Linked DNA regions of Mus musculus: region 2 is linked to region 1. Evidence: chromatin contacts called from ENCODE Hi-C or POLR2A ChIA-PET data. All regions are on one chromosome and are shown on one strand. The core of a region is the stretch at or near the end of the contact, and the rest is flanking DNA. Distances in the headings are between cores, read along the strand shown.

Evidence for each region. Hi-C counts contacts between places; a loop is a spot of excess contacts on that map. ChIA-PET counts read pairs that join two places held with the same protein, here RNA polymerase II (POLR2A).
Region 2: a loop to region 1 is called in a map of heart, with 6 times the contacts of the local background. The contact joins the enhancer-like site here to the promoter of Tspan9 in region 1. A Hi-C loop is called at or near these places in 8 of 37 maps with a recorded cell type or tissue (Patski, gastrocnemius and heart). POLR2A ChIA-PET finds 5 or more read pairs at or near these places in 1 of 5 experiments (embryonic stem cell).

Annotation. Positions count from the first base shown.
Region 1 is chr6:128,031,677-128,038,636 of GRCm38, reverse strand. Tspan9 (tetraspanin 9) reads left to right here and starts at 3,575. Exons shown (of 7, transcript NM_001379136.1): 1 at 3,575-4,471. The coding sequence starts at 4,136.
Region 2 is chr6:127,987,660-127,994,619 of GRCm38, reverse strand. All of the region lies in intron 1 of Tspan9 (tetraspanin 9), which reads left to right. Among named protein-coding and RNA genes, the nearest start is that of Tspan9, 44 kb to the left of the region's middle. Within about 2 kb of position 2,889, at least 1 of the 3 ENCODE cell types and tissues checked has a DNase peak (open chromatin) inside an H3K27ac peak, as active enhancers do; it is heart, where a contact is called at or near this core.

The DNA of each region.
Region 1 (6,960 bases), core at 2,326-4,825:
CCAGCCTGCTTATCCCTGGTCGCTGCAAGCAGCACCTTGGGCTCCCCTCAAGTCTGGTGTCGTGGCTCAGCTTAGGGCTGTGAGATGCTGCCACACACCGTCACATACAGGAGTGGCCAGCTTGAGCCAGAAGGTATACACCTGATGAGGAAATCGAGGGAGAATGAGCCCTGCCCCTCCTGGTGCCTGGGAAGTTCTGTAGAGGCACAAAGCTTGGCATTTCCCGGGAAGTTCTTGTCTCCTGGCTGCCAGTCAGATCTGGAATGTCTGCTTCTCGGTTTCTCACATTTACTTTTCTTGCTCTTCTTTGAGAGTTTTGCACTTGTTATACCCCTCTCTTTTTTCTTTTCTTTTTTCCTTAAAAAAAAAAAATCCTGGGGGAGAGGGAAAGCTGGTCTGCATTGTCTGCATGCAGAGAGCCCCTCAGCCCCTCAGCGGCAGCCAGTGCCTTCAGGCTCCTCTGGACCTGATAGGGAGGATTGAGAGGGACTGGGAGAGTAGCGTCTGGAATCCCAGATCTAAGGAACTACAGCAGCCAGTGCTAGCCTTTCACTGTCTCTCTGTCCCCCCACCCCCGTTGCCAGATGCAGGCAGCTTCCTAGGCCCCACGGTGACCACAGGCCTGGCTCCCCGGACGTTGCAGAGTATAGCTCCAACTTTCACATGCTACACAGAGTAGCTTGCAAAGTAGCTCCTGTTCTCACCCAGGCCTGCTCCCTCAACTGCTTCCTGAGCGGGCCACAGTCAAGTCCTTCTTCCCTTACCCACTTCAAAAAGCCCTGGTCCAAGGCAGGGCCACAGGGCAGCTCTCCCCACTCAGCCTGCTGTGTGGGCTCTGCATCACTCTGTTGGACTTCCCAGGGTACAAGTGGAGCCAGGATAGAAGGGCTGGTTTCCAGAGCTAGCAAGTTAGCTGGTGAGCTCCTGGGACCCCTGGGTTGTCCCATTCATCTTGTTATGGATGCCCAGGAACCTGCCCATATTGACCTGTTACTAGTGAATGGTTTCCCCAAGGGGAGGGGTGCGATCTGACTCCATCTGTTTTTGTCCTCTCTTCCTCCTACATTCTGCTGTACCTCCCCCTCTCCACTCTTTATTACAGCCCTCAGGACCTGGCTGATTACCTGTCCTGTCCAGAGCATCGCCCCAGCCATCTTCCTCCCTGTTCCCCTAATTCAGTATGCTTTTACCTAATAACCCCACGCCCCCAACCCCATGCCATCCCAGGCTCCCTCTCGTACTTTTTCTGTTAGACTGGAAGACTGCCAAGGGCATCAAGTGTTTAAGATCCAAGAGAGGAGGGCACATGGGCTTGGAAAGCACACCCAAACCTACCGTTTCCTTTTCCCTAAAACAGAACGGTCACCACACCTATGTGGTAGGGTCAGCCTGGTGGATGTAAGGGCTGATGAACTGCATTTTCTCTTATTAGTCTGATTGTGACTCAGCCAGGTGTCGCAGTGAGACTTCACTGTAGCTTTGACAAGGGTGACTAGGGGAAGCAGGGCCGTGACACTGGGCAGCCTTCTTCTCTTGCCTGCCTGTTACCGCCTGACTTTCTGGTCCCAAGCCCTGGAGGTACACATTCATTTCTAATCAGACACAATGATGGGGCAGACCAGGGACCAGGGGAGACTGGTGTGACCGATGCAGGTGTGAGCTAGGGAGAAGAGATGGGAAAAGACTAATCAGGCAGGGGCTAGCATGGGGACCCTTGGGGACACGTCATTCCTTCCGAGATATAACGGTACCATCTTGTGTTCAGAGCCTGTTTGCTCTGACTGGTCTCGCCCCTGTCGGTTCACTCCACATATAAGACACCTGGGTATTCCTGAACTCCACACTGACAGGAGGAATGGTGGCCAGCCAGGGGACAGCAGCTCTCCTGACTCTAGTCCAGCTGGGGGGTGCCCCCACCGGAAGTAACGTTCTAAGACAGAAGTGGTAACCTTGTATCCTGGAGCAGGCAGGTGAGGCTGAAGAGGACAGGAGGTGTTAGATGTCCTGGTCAAAGAGCTCAGCACTCTCACGGGAGCCAGCTAGACATTTGCTTCTTTTTTCTTTTGTCTTTGTTTTTTTTTTTTTTTTCAGACAGTATCTCAGGACCATTGGTCCCCAAAGGAGAGACCCAGTGGTGGTTGTTCACACAGAGCTTTGCTTCTGAGTTCAGAAGGGACCCAGAAGAGTCAAAACAGATCTCAGAGTTATCACCTCTAGGGTGGTGGTGGGGCAAAGTGAAGGTGAATTCCCCCTAGTTGGAATCACTGCCCCCACCCCCCACCCCTCGGGGCATAGCCACAACCATCTGAGTCTATCTGTGCCTCCAGTAACTTCCTGTCCTAACTAGATTTTGTGCTGCCCAAAGGGCAGGCAGTAGTACTATGGTGTTTCCTCAAGGGCTCCCCCTTGGGGCTCAGGATAGAGGGTTGGGGGTTGCAGAGTAGACTCCATCTAGCCGTCCCTATGGAGTACCTTCCAGAGGCTGAGCTCCTTGTTAGCTGCTGGGAGCCTGGTAAAACTTAGCTCCCACACTGACTCACTGCACAAAGGAGAGACTCAGTGTCTAACCCCCGCACCCCCACCCCACTCAGTCTTCTAGTTTTTATCATTTGCAAACCGTGGTGGCCCCAGGTCAGCAATGCAGACTTCTGCATATAAGCCCAGAGGAGGCTGTCTTCATTGCAGCGCTTCACAAGAGGATGAAGGGCTGTTTTTGGATGTTCCTCTGGCAGGCACATACCTCCTGTCTTTTCTCTGACCTCGGCTCCGAGAGGACTCGGGTGTGACCAAAAAAGCATTGCTACCTTGCTCTTCTGCTGGCAAAAAGCAGTGCCCCACTTGAGCCGCCTGCCCCTTGCAGCCCGCCGTCCCACTCGGGAACGCGGAGGCGGGGGCTTGCGCAGCTGCAGGAGTCTCTCGGAGCCGCGCGTGCGTGTGCGCGTGGAGGGGGCAGGGAGGGCGGCGCGCCCCGCGGAGGCCTGAGGGCGCTTTCCTACACCTTGCGTCTCTGCTGCGGCCCCTCTACCAGTGCGCAGTAGCCATTCTCACGTGTGCAAAAGCGTGGTGTGTGTGTGTGTGTGTGTGTGTGTGTGTGTGTGTGTGTGTGTGTGTGTGTGTGTGTGTGTGTGTGTAAAGGTACTGCTTGGGACCATGTGCCCCAGGCTAGACAGGCCCGACGTTCCTAGGGGGCGGAGGCCAGCCTAGTAGTGGCCACCGTTTCTTTCCCTTCCAGCCTTTCCCCCCAGACCTATCCTCTGGCTTCCTAGGGTTCTTGGTGTCTCCAGTTCTCCCCCTCCTCTAGTCGCGGCCCTTGCTGGGGCAAGAAACCAGTGCTTTCCCATGGAGGTGTTAGTTCATTCCTAGCCACTGAGCGAGCCCTTGACATTTAGAAGGGTTCTGGGCACACTAGTTTAGGCACACAAGCAGACCGCTAATCCTATTAAAGATATTGTGTCATTGGGGAGGGGGGTAGCTCCCCTACCGGAGCCAGGCAGACCTTGAGCCCATTGGTCGGATGCAAAGCAGGGGGCGGGGCCCAGAGCCCGGGGAAGGGGCTCTAGGCGATTTCAGAGTCGAGAGTCAGGGCTGGAATTTCGCAGGGCAAGCCCAGCGGTTGCAGCTGCAGCGGATCCGAGGCTCTCTGCCCGCGGCGCACCCGGGCAGCCCAGGGCCGGCAGCGGCTCCGCAAAGTCGCGGAGCAAGGGAGGCCGAGCGCCCGCAAAGTGGTGGGGCTCCGGGTTGGAAGAGGCGTGCCTGCGGAGCTTGGATCCCAGCGCCCTTTCGCCTCGAGTGCTGCGTCCGGTCGGTGGTGCAGCCGCCCGGGAAAGAGCAGTCAAATTGCAGCCTCCCTAAAGAAGCCTAGTTACGCAGGCGAGCCGGCTCCCCAAGCGTGCTTATAACAGTGCCGCAGAGCCCTCCCGGGCCAGCGGGCTAAGGCTGGGAGCGGGGCGCCGTCCCAGAGGCAGTGAACCCCCGGCAGTTGGTTGCTCCGCTATTGCTCGCGGGTGCAGAGAGGGGGCGTGCGAAGCTCCAACAGCCAGCTTGCTCAGAACCCGTGCCCGACCGGGGTGCCCCCTCCGTCCCACTCTGGGAGCAATGCCCCCCGCCCCTCGTGCCCCCCGGGAACGAGGCGAGCATGGAGAAGTCGAGTAGCGAGGATTCTTCGATCCACCGGAGTCCATCTTTGGACAGCAAGGACTCGGACTTTGCCAAGCCGTCCACCTCTGGCCGCCCGTTCGGCCGCGGCTTCACGGCTGGCGCCTTCTACGGCACCGCGGGTTCGCGGGGTCAGAGCCGCACGGAGGCCGGCATTAAGACTGACAAGTACAATGCACCCAAAGGCAGCAAGTACGTGGTGTTTTACCTGGACCTGTCCTTTGTGTTCCTCCTAGAATTTAAGAAGTGCAACATGGCCAGGGGCTGTCTCTGCTGCTTGAAGTACACGATGTTCCTCTTCAATTTGATATTCTGGGTAAGTCCTTACTGTTGAGTCTTCCGTTGCTCCTTCTCCTTGCTTTCCACCCTAGGAATATCTTCTACTTCCTCCTCGCTCTACCTTATCTGCCCAAAGGTAAGTGCTTTTAAAAATTGAAGGCACCCTCCCACTCCCTGCATCTTTCTGTTCCCTTTTCCCTCTTCTCCATGGCTGAATGGAGGCTTCAACTTGTCAGTCTTCCAGGAGAGACACGTTCTGCTCCCAGGAAGCTGGAAAGTTTGCCACTGCTTCCTTCTCCCAAAAAAAAGGCACACTGAAGTACCTGCACCAGGGAACCTGCATCATGGGTGTGGGTCAGACGGCACAGCTGTGCCCCTGGGTTGGTGGGGGGCCGTGAGGATGGTTTCTGAGTTTCTTCTATTGCTCCTGGAGGCAGGAGGCCAGTCTGTAGCATTGTGGGGGTGGGGTGGGGGTGTGGAGGTCACAGTCCCCTGCTCATTTACATGGTTCCCAGGAAGAGGAGGAAGCAGCCATACACGATGAGGGACAGGCTGCTGCTTTTGAGGGATTGCTGTGGGCTGGGCAGCCAGCACTTGGCCAGGCCACTCTTTCCCAGGCTCCAGGAGCCTCCAGGATGAGCAAAAAGGACAAAGGGAGATGATTTTTCTAGAGAAAGTGTCAATGGATGGGCTGGCTTGGGAATATCGTCTGTCTCATGTGTGACGCTGGTGACTGTGTGCACAAGTACTTACGAGTTACACAAACTGGATGAAAACTTAATTCATCTCTGCTTCTTTCGTCCTCACTACTGCCTGCCTCCGTCTTTCTTCACCAGAGCTCAGACTACTCAGCACAGATGTTTGGCTCATCCCCAGGCTCCGTCCTGCCACTGGCTGGAGGCCGTCAGCTGCCAAGCATGGTCCAGGAGGAGCCTGGGGGCAGGAGAAAGACATCTCAGCGAGGCTGCATGGCAGTAGTGTGCATCTCCTGTGGAGTGATCCACTTTTAAGAAAAACTTTGGGGGGGTGTATGTGGAGGGGGCCACTTTTCTGGAGAAGGGGAAGGAAGCTCTAGGCTTCGAAGGAAGAAGTGTGAGTCTCCTCTGCCTTCTGTTCTTTGTTAGAGTTTTGTGTGACCTTGAGTGACTCATGCGCCCCTTAAGATTGGGGCTTCTTCTCCATCCAGGCTGTTAGGATGGATGGTCTTCACGGCCCTTACTGCCTTAGCTCTGTGATAGCCTGGGGGTCAAGGAGGCACCTGAGTGCATGGTTTCTTCCCCTATGAGACGGGTCTGAGATGAAGTGGGTGTTTCCATACTCCCGGATGGGATAGTGGGGGTGGGGAGGGGGAGGGGCACTGTGATGATTAGGGTTACCTGTCACGTGGTTGGAGTTGTAGGAAAGCTGGGTCAGAGACTCTGATTCTCTGGTGACGAGAACCATTGGAATGTTAAGAATTACTCTGTCACCGTCTTGTAGCCAGTGCCTTATGCTCTCTCCATTCCTTTGCCAGGATCTGTATCTGCCAAGTACTTGTGTGCGTTTCCCTGGTGTCTCGGTCGACACCAGTGCTGTCATGTTTGCTGTCTGCTCCAACCTTCTCTTTCCTCTTTCATAGTTTCATTCTACCTTTTTGGTTTGCCCCACTGCACATATATTAATTATATGAAGACTCTGTGGGCGTAGATATTTAGAGCCTTTTGACCAGTGACTCGCCCAGCAGCCTGGGCTCCTGGCCATTCTCATCTCGCCGCCTGCTGGCTGAAGTTGGTATAACTGCTTGTGGTGCCTTCTGAATGATTCTAGCTTGGTTTGGGGCAGGGGACCTGTAATATGTTTATAATCAACCAAATGGAGTGAATCACAGTGTGGTGTTACTTGGTCAGGATCCCCAGGTCCCACGTAATGGGGAAGAGAAGTTAGATAGCAAAGCTGCTGATAATAAGGGCCTTCTAGCACCTCAAGCCCTGGTGTGAGGAGTGATTTTATCTTTTCTACAAACATGGCAGCACTTTGTTGACACACATGCCCTTTCCAGTGTGAGGTTAGAAGTTAAAGATCTTACTACCTGCTCCTAATTAGAACTCCCCTGGAAGAGAAGAGAGATGCACTATCCCACTCCCCGACACCCTAATTAATATTTTCAGAATTCTGATGACAAATCACAAACTAGGGCAAGTTGAGTTTCAAAGACACATTTCTTAAATGCCACTACCACATGAGATGCAGAAGTGAGGTGCGGATCTTAGGAAGGATGGGGAATCTAGCAGAAGAGGAATGGTTCCCCATGTACTTGCCAGTGCTTTCTGGGAATTGGAGGGATGTGGGGATGGTGAGTCCTCATGCTGGACTCAGGTGAGGACCTTCTCCAGGCAGGTGCTTCTCAGCTTGATGTAGGGTGGAGCAGGTGAAAATGCTGAAGGAGAGGAGACAGTGTGGTAGGGAGGATGTGCAAGGTTCCTAGGAGGACTTCCTGGGAGGACTCTGATGCTCTGTTGCACAGTGAGTGGGGAGCACAGGAGGAAA
Region 2 (6,960 bases), core at 1,640-4,139, 43 kb after region 1:
CCACTTTTCCAAAAGAAAAGACAAGAGAAAAAGAAAAGCCTAGTAACTCAATACAGAGACATCCAATGAGCCCATGTGGTGATGTGTCAATCTTCCAGGAGCTTTTCCATCTTCATGGGTCCAGGGACCCATCAAGTGACGATGTCATTTTCAGAGTTCCTTCCATGGGTTGGGCCCAGGCCTAGGCTTAGGTGCACACTCCCACCACCTCAGTGAAGCCCCAGAACTCCCAGGAAGGCATGACTGCTTTTGTTCCTCAATTTTCAAGAAAAGATACCCAGGGCAGCTGAGAGATGCACTCAGTTTTCACAAGCATTGGCTGTCATGGCAGCTGTGTGACTCAGGGCCATGTTCCTCCCTGAGAGTTACCCTGGCCACTCATCCCCATCTATGGGTTGAGCCATGCCTGAGCTGTGGAGATAGTGTTGTTAGCTAAAACATCTTAGTGCTGGACCAGATCACAGCCAGGGAAGATTGCCTAGGGGAACCAGCCAGCAGGAAACAGCCAGACATTAGGCTTCTGCCACACTGCCCCCCTCTCAGCACCCTCTCTGTGGGCTGGCTTTGTTTGGGGAGGCTGAGGAAGACAGTGAGGGCCTCACTGGTTTCCTGTCTCACAGGAATAGGCTGTAAGGCAGTTAGAGACCCTGGCCTGATAGCCCATGTTAGGCAGGGGGTGATGGTGCTCTATCCTACGGCCTCTGAGAAGCATTAGAGACTGTGCAACCTCTACTTAACCATGCCAGGGCTCCTCTGTCTCCTGTGCAGTTCTTCCCTCTAGAAAGCTAAGGTTTCCAGATGAAGCCTTGACCCACAGTCCCAAGCTTCTTCAGGGTCGGACCCTGGATTCTTGCCTGCTGGGGACCTCTGGGTGTCAGTTTCAACAGTAGGCCCTGTTGGGGACAGTTGACCCCAAATAGTGTCCTCTAAGGTAACAGATCCTCACTTGAGGCTGTTTAATGTCTTGTGGCTTCATCTTCTTGACCCAGACTCTTCCCCTTCCTCAAGAGGCTGTCAGCCACAAAGGCCTGGGTCTCTAAAGATGAGTAAACTAGCTTTCTCTTTTGTCCCAGTCTGAACAGCCTCTCACCATTTCCTCCAGGGCTCCAGATACTTCAGGAGCTGGGATGCTGAACGCCTCACCTTCTGCCTGTTTGTCTAGCTTGTAGGAGGCCAGGTCACAGCCGTGGTCTTGGGTTCTAGCCCTCCCCAGATGGTATGGGGTAGACAGATCCCAGGAGCAGAGAGGCAGCTGGTGGCATGGCTGTCCCTTCCCAGAAGCCACCAGGCAGTGTGTGCTTTGGGAGGAGTGCTGGCAAGTCCCTCTCACCGCTGCACCCGACCCTGTGCCGCAGGCAGACAGTCAACATCGGTGGCAGTGGGGCCCTCCAGATGGTGAGCCCCCCAGCAGCCCCCTGAAGGGGACCATGTGGCTGATAGTCTCTTTAGTCACACTTTGAAAGCCAAATGATGAGAAAGGACCAGCAGGAGCCAGGTCCCACGGACGCCAACAGCGCAGAAGGCAAGCATGTGGTCCACTAGATTTGTACCACCAGGACCTTCTTCCCGCCAGTTGGGAGCCCTAAGGGTCTTCCTTTCCAGGGCTCTGTTCCTCATTCCTTTGGAGGGCTGTGAGCCCAGCCTGGCCTCGCAGCAGGAAGCCCTGAGCTCCAGTGACACCAAACACTCATTTCTACTCTGCACCTCGGTTCCTCCATTCTGGGTATCCCTGACTTCTAGAGGCCACACTGCTCTTAGAAGAAGCCATAGGATGTTCATGCTGTAGAGTAATTTCTGTATAGACGCTAAGAGATCCTGAGATGAAGAGATGAAGACACTGCCAGCGTCCTTAGGTACCACTCCACTCCCCTCCATCCCCAGGAGGTCCTATGCCTTTGTTTCCTGCTGGCAGCGCCTGGTTCTGGAACTCTTCAACACTCTGATTGGGCCATCCTTGAGCTGCCAGGCAGGCAAGCAAGCAAGCAAGCACGCAAGCAGACGCCTGGACCAAAGCACATTTCTTGCACCTGCCAGTTTGGTAGAGTGATCTGGAAGATGCCAGGCTCATTTCTGCCTCTCAGGGCTTGGCCAAGGGAGGTGCAGAGGCCAGGGAGGATGTCCTTAGAGCAGTTCCTGGGCCTCCATCCTCAAAGTAGAAAGGGAGCATTGACTTCTGCCACAGGAGAGAAATAGTTTTCAGTTTTCTTTTTCTCAAAGCATTTGCGTGTTCCAGCAGTGGAGCAAGGGACATTGGGTCCCAGCCTAGCTGAGGTGGAGGGACGTGGAGAAAGGTGGGGTATGATGTATCCTCAACTTGCCACACGAGCTCAGAACACCTCCCTGGGCCATGGTGACCTGTAAATTGAGCAGGGTGGGAAAGGGCCATCTGCTGGTTCTCCCATGATGGGTGTGTCCACGCTCCCTTCATAGAGCCTGTGCCATCAGCATGGTGACAAGCCTCTTGCCTTCATGAAAAGCCGGCTTGCCCTTTGCTTGTGTTCAGATGGTGTTGGCTGGCTTCGTGAGAAGCCTGAGGTTATATTTTGAGATCCGCTAGGCAGGGTTGTGTGGTTCTTCTCGTTGTCCGTGGTTGTGCACACTTTGATCCAGTCCCCCACCACAGTAGAGTCGCCCCGTGGCTCACGTCTACAGCTTTCTTGAGGGTGTCTGGTGTGTTTCCTGTATGAAATGATTTCCTGTTCCTGTCAGAGCACCCAGAACTGAGAACCTCTGACCTTCTCTCTGTCAGCCATGTGCTGTGCATCCAAGATTGTCCCGCTGGTTAGAGAAGCCAGGAGCTCTGTCTCATCCCTGCTCTGTCACCCAGGCCAGCTTGCTCATGCTGAGGCCAGCTTGTTGGCAGTCAAATACACTGTCTTAAGAGGGTGGATCAAGGACCATATCTGTGACTCAGAGCCTTTCCTGGTGCCATGACATAGCCCTTGAGGTATGTGAAGCTGGGCTCTTAGCCTTCCGTGCCTGCTGTAACCTTCCAGGTCTGGGGAATACCCAGGTTGATAACAGTGCATGTTAGGCTGCCCAGGAGAAGGGGCCTGGGCCTGGGAGTAGCGTTGGGGAGAAAGCAGGAGAAAGCTGTTCACACCTGAACTTTTCTCTTCTCTCCTTCCCCCTCCTACGTCTGGGCTTTGGGGGTCATCTTAGATCTAGGTGCAGAACTAGTACATACCTGTGCCTGGGCTAACTTCCAGAGCCCAGGGGGTAGAGATGAGAAAAAAAATGTTCTGTGTGAGGGTCCCTGGTTGTAAGAAAGAGGAGGGGACAGGCTGGTTGTGAGTAACTGATCTTGAATGATGGACAGGCTCGAGATAAAGGAAAGGATGTTGGTTCTTTCTTTGCTTTATTCTTTTCTTCTTAGGGATTTTTTGAGACAAGGTCTCAGTACGTAGCCCAAACTTGACTTGAATTCAATTCCCTTCTGCCTCAGTTTTCTAAGTGCTGGGATCATAGGTGTGTACCACCACGCCAGCAGGAAGTCGGTGCTTAAAAAAATAAAAGTTCACATCTGAATATAAATCTAATGTGTAAGGAAGAACTGAGGGGGATAAATCAGTGGACATTAAAATCCTCCTCTCCACCCCCCCCCCCGCCACCCCCAATTCTGTTCTCCTGAGCGAGCCGCTGCTCACTTGTTGGTGTTAATAGAGATGTGAAGGAGATTCTTCAGTTACAAAGGACACTAGCTTAAAAGATGGGGACCCCGGGCAGTGATTTTTCATATACCCCAGGAGTCCTGGGTCAGTCAGCACCACACATAGTCTCAGAGTACAGAGGTGGGTGAGCCGGGGAACCAATGGTAGAATACAGAAATGCAGAGTAAGAGGTGGCTGGGGCCAGAGCAGCTCCTGTCCAGAAAGAGAGCCCTGGGCTTTCCTTAGACCCCCTAATGGCAGGGCCCCCTGCTTAGCTAACACGTTGATTTGCTCTGGTCTCTGGGCAAGAGAAGTTAAGTCATTTCTTGCCTCATAGGTTTTATCGCTTGGTCCCTGTTCTGTCCTCTGGGCTTCATGGAGGATGCACAGCCTCCGCAAACTGCTGCCTCGTTCACACACCTAAAACCCACCCACAAGGCTGATGGATCAGTAAGTGTAGTCCTTGCCACACAAGCCTGAGACCCTGAGCCGTGCTGCCCAGCACTCATGTGCAAAGTACAGTGAGACACTTTGTGGTTTTGACCCAAGCACCAAGAGTCTGGGACAGGACCAGCCAGCCTAGCCAGATCAGTGACCTCCAGCTTCCGAGTGACCCTGCTTCAGAAAATAAAGTGGGGTGCAATCGAGAAAGATGTGCAAGATGGCTCTCTAGCCTCTACTACTCAGACACACACATACAACCCCGCCTCTTGTTCCTTGCCGTACCTCCATGCTTTCAGGCCTGCCACTCGGATTCCCACATGGGCACTATTATCCCTGTGCCCTCTAGGGCCGGTCCGGTGTGACTGGAGAGGGCGGGGCTGCTGGCTAGGCTTTCGGAGCAGGTGAGGCGTAGTACCCTGTTAGAGGGTATGCGGTGGCAGCAAGAAAGGGAAGCCCATTCCAGGCCGAGGAATGGCAAGCAGGCAGGAATGTTTATCCACGGCAGGTGCACACTGTGAGCTTCTGCTGGGGCCAGGAGAAACCCCAGCCCCCTGGGCTCCCCCCTAGTCCCATGCCCTTATATGGCTGTCCTTATATAGCTGCCCTGCACTCCAGGACAGGGACAGAGCCCCTCCTACTGTACACCCAAGGCTCGGGCCAAACCCAGGATAGGCTTATCATCACAGCCGGAGTCAGCTGTTGGTCTGGGAAGCCTTCTCGAGTCCAGCATTTTGAGATGTGCAGCCAGAAATACAACCCTCCTGCTTGGCAAGAGTGTAGGATTTTGGCAGGCTGCCTCATGGCCTATTTTAGACTGAAAAGAGCAGAGAGAGGTACTTCTCAGGCTCAAGCCAGGACCCTCCCTGGGCTAAGTGGGCTGCTAGGGCCTTGTTTTCCCCTCCAAGAGGGAGAGGGTCAATGATGAGAGCTGGGGCTATTTTAGGGTGACCACAAAGAAGGATTTCAGAATTTCATGGCAAGAACTGGAGTTTAGAGAGCTGGTTGACCCCAGGGTGTATAATGGGGGCACGCAAGCACGTACGTGGAATGTGTAGAAAACAGGCTCACTGGCCTGTTCTGCCTTCCAGAGGTGCCCTGTGACCTCAGGGGATGGTTTATTTGCTACAAGGCTACCCTGAACAGACAGCAGTCTCTAAGAAAACCAGTCAAAAGAGGCCAGAGACACGGGAATAGAGGCCATTCTGTGGCTGACAGGTGCCTGCTGGGTCGGTGAACAAAGTAATGACGGTGACTCATGAGACACAGAGTTGCCTGCAGCTTCACTTTAGACTCTGGAGCTGAGCAGATGAACTCCTCACAAGCCCCTTCATCTGAGTAGAAGGGACAGATGGTGGAGATGCCCTCTGTGGGCTACAGCGAGGGAAGCCGAAGCCCGCTAAAGGCTGTGTGGTATGCAGCCTACGCGGTAGGGCAGGCACCTGATGTGGTGCCACAGCTCAGGAGGCTACCAGGAGGGACTAGGGTGGGAGAGCACACCTCGTCACCACTCCCCATCACTTCCTCCGGGACCTTTTTTCAGAGATGGGATGGATACTAATGATGTTGGCCATGGATATTCATTCAGGAAGAGGAATAAAAAGAGTTCAGCTCTCAGGGGCAGTGCGTTCTCCAGTGTTTCTAATGCTGTGCATCAGCCCAGCGGTGGGTCCTCCGGTGGGACTGCCTGGTGTCCGTAGGACTCTCAGAATCCCCAGCTGTGTGGGGACAGCTCTGGGAAGTCTGATATATCCAGGGAAGTAAAGGGACCCAAACTGCAAAGGTAGGAGCAAATCCCAGCCCTACTGGTTCATAGGGTGACATTTGCACCCCTGCTAAGGCTGAGAAGGTTAGACATAACGGCAGCGTTGGCACCCTTCTGTACAGAAGGCTGACTGTGCCCTGAGCACTCTTCTCTCTATCTCGGCCCTGACCTATCCTGTCCCCTTTCGACCCCGCTTCTCTCCTGGGCCATTCCCAGCCTTAAGCACCCATTTGCTTCTTGTCCTTCCATCCTTAAACCCTGGCACTGGAGCCTAAGCAGAGATGCAGAATAGGAAGAGGGTCTCACTGCAAGTGGGCAAAGAACTGGGTACTGGTACCCACCATCACACCTTCTCTAGCAGGAGCCGCCTAAGCCATCCCTAGCCCGTGGGCTGTGAGCTCAATATATCCCCCCACCAGAGGACCATGAGTTCTGGGTTTGCTCTTGTCCCTCCTGGTGATGGCAGTGACTGTCTGACACATACAGAGACGTGTACCGGGCATCAGGCATGGTTTCAAGTGCTTCTCCTGCATTTGCTTCTTAGAGCTTTGTGATGGTGTTGAGGGGAACAATAGAGACTCCACATAAAAATTAAGAAAGGGTGTCGTGGATCAACCAAGTTGCTGAGGCCCCCACTTCCAAGTGTGGCCTTGTCTTGTTGTGTCCATTGGTGTCCATGAGTGACAAACAGACACCATATATCTTCATGTGGAGCTTCTCTCTGGTCTAGACCCACTCATTGCATGGATGTGCATGCATCATGCATACACATGTCAACTGCTGTGCAAACATATATACTGCTTTCCAAGATAGAGGAGAGCAGCTGGCCGGAAGAGAACTACCCCGATGCCAACCTGCCCAACCTGTGGGGCTCCTCTCGAATCTATCAATTCCCCTCTGTCCCCCAGAGCCCAGAAGAGCAGTCTGCAGTCAGGAGAGACAATGGAAAGCGAGACGTCTGACTGGACTGCAGGGCCACTAGTTCAGGGACAGCCAACCTTGGGGCTTCCGGCCTGGCAGTGTCTCACTAGCACAAGGCTTTTTATAGAGGCGGTGTTAGGCGAACCCAAGTGAGCGCACCATAGGCCGCATCCGGCTGTGGCG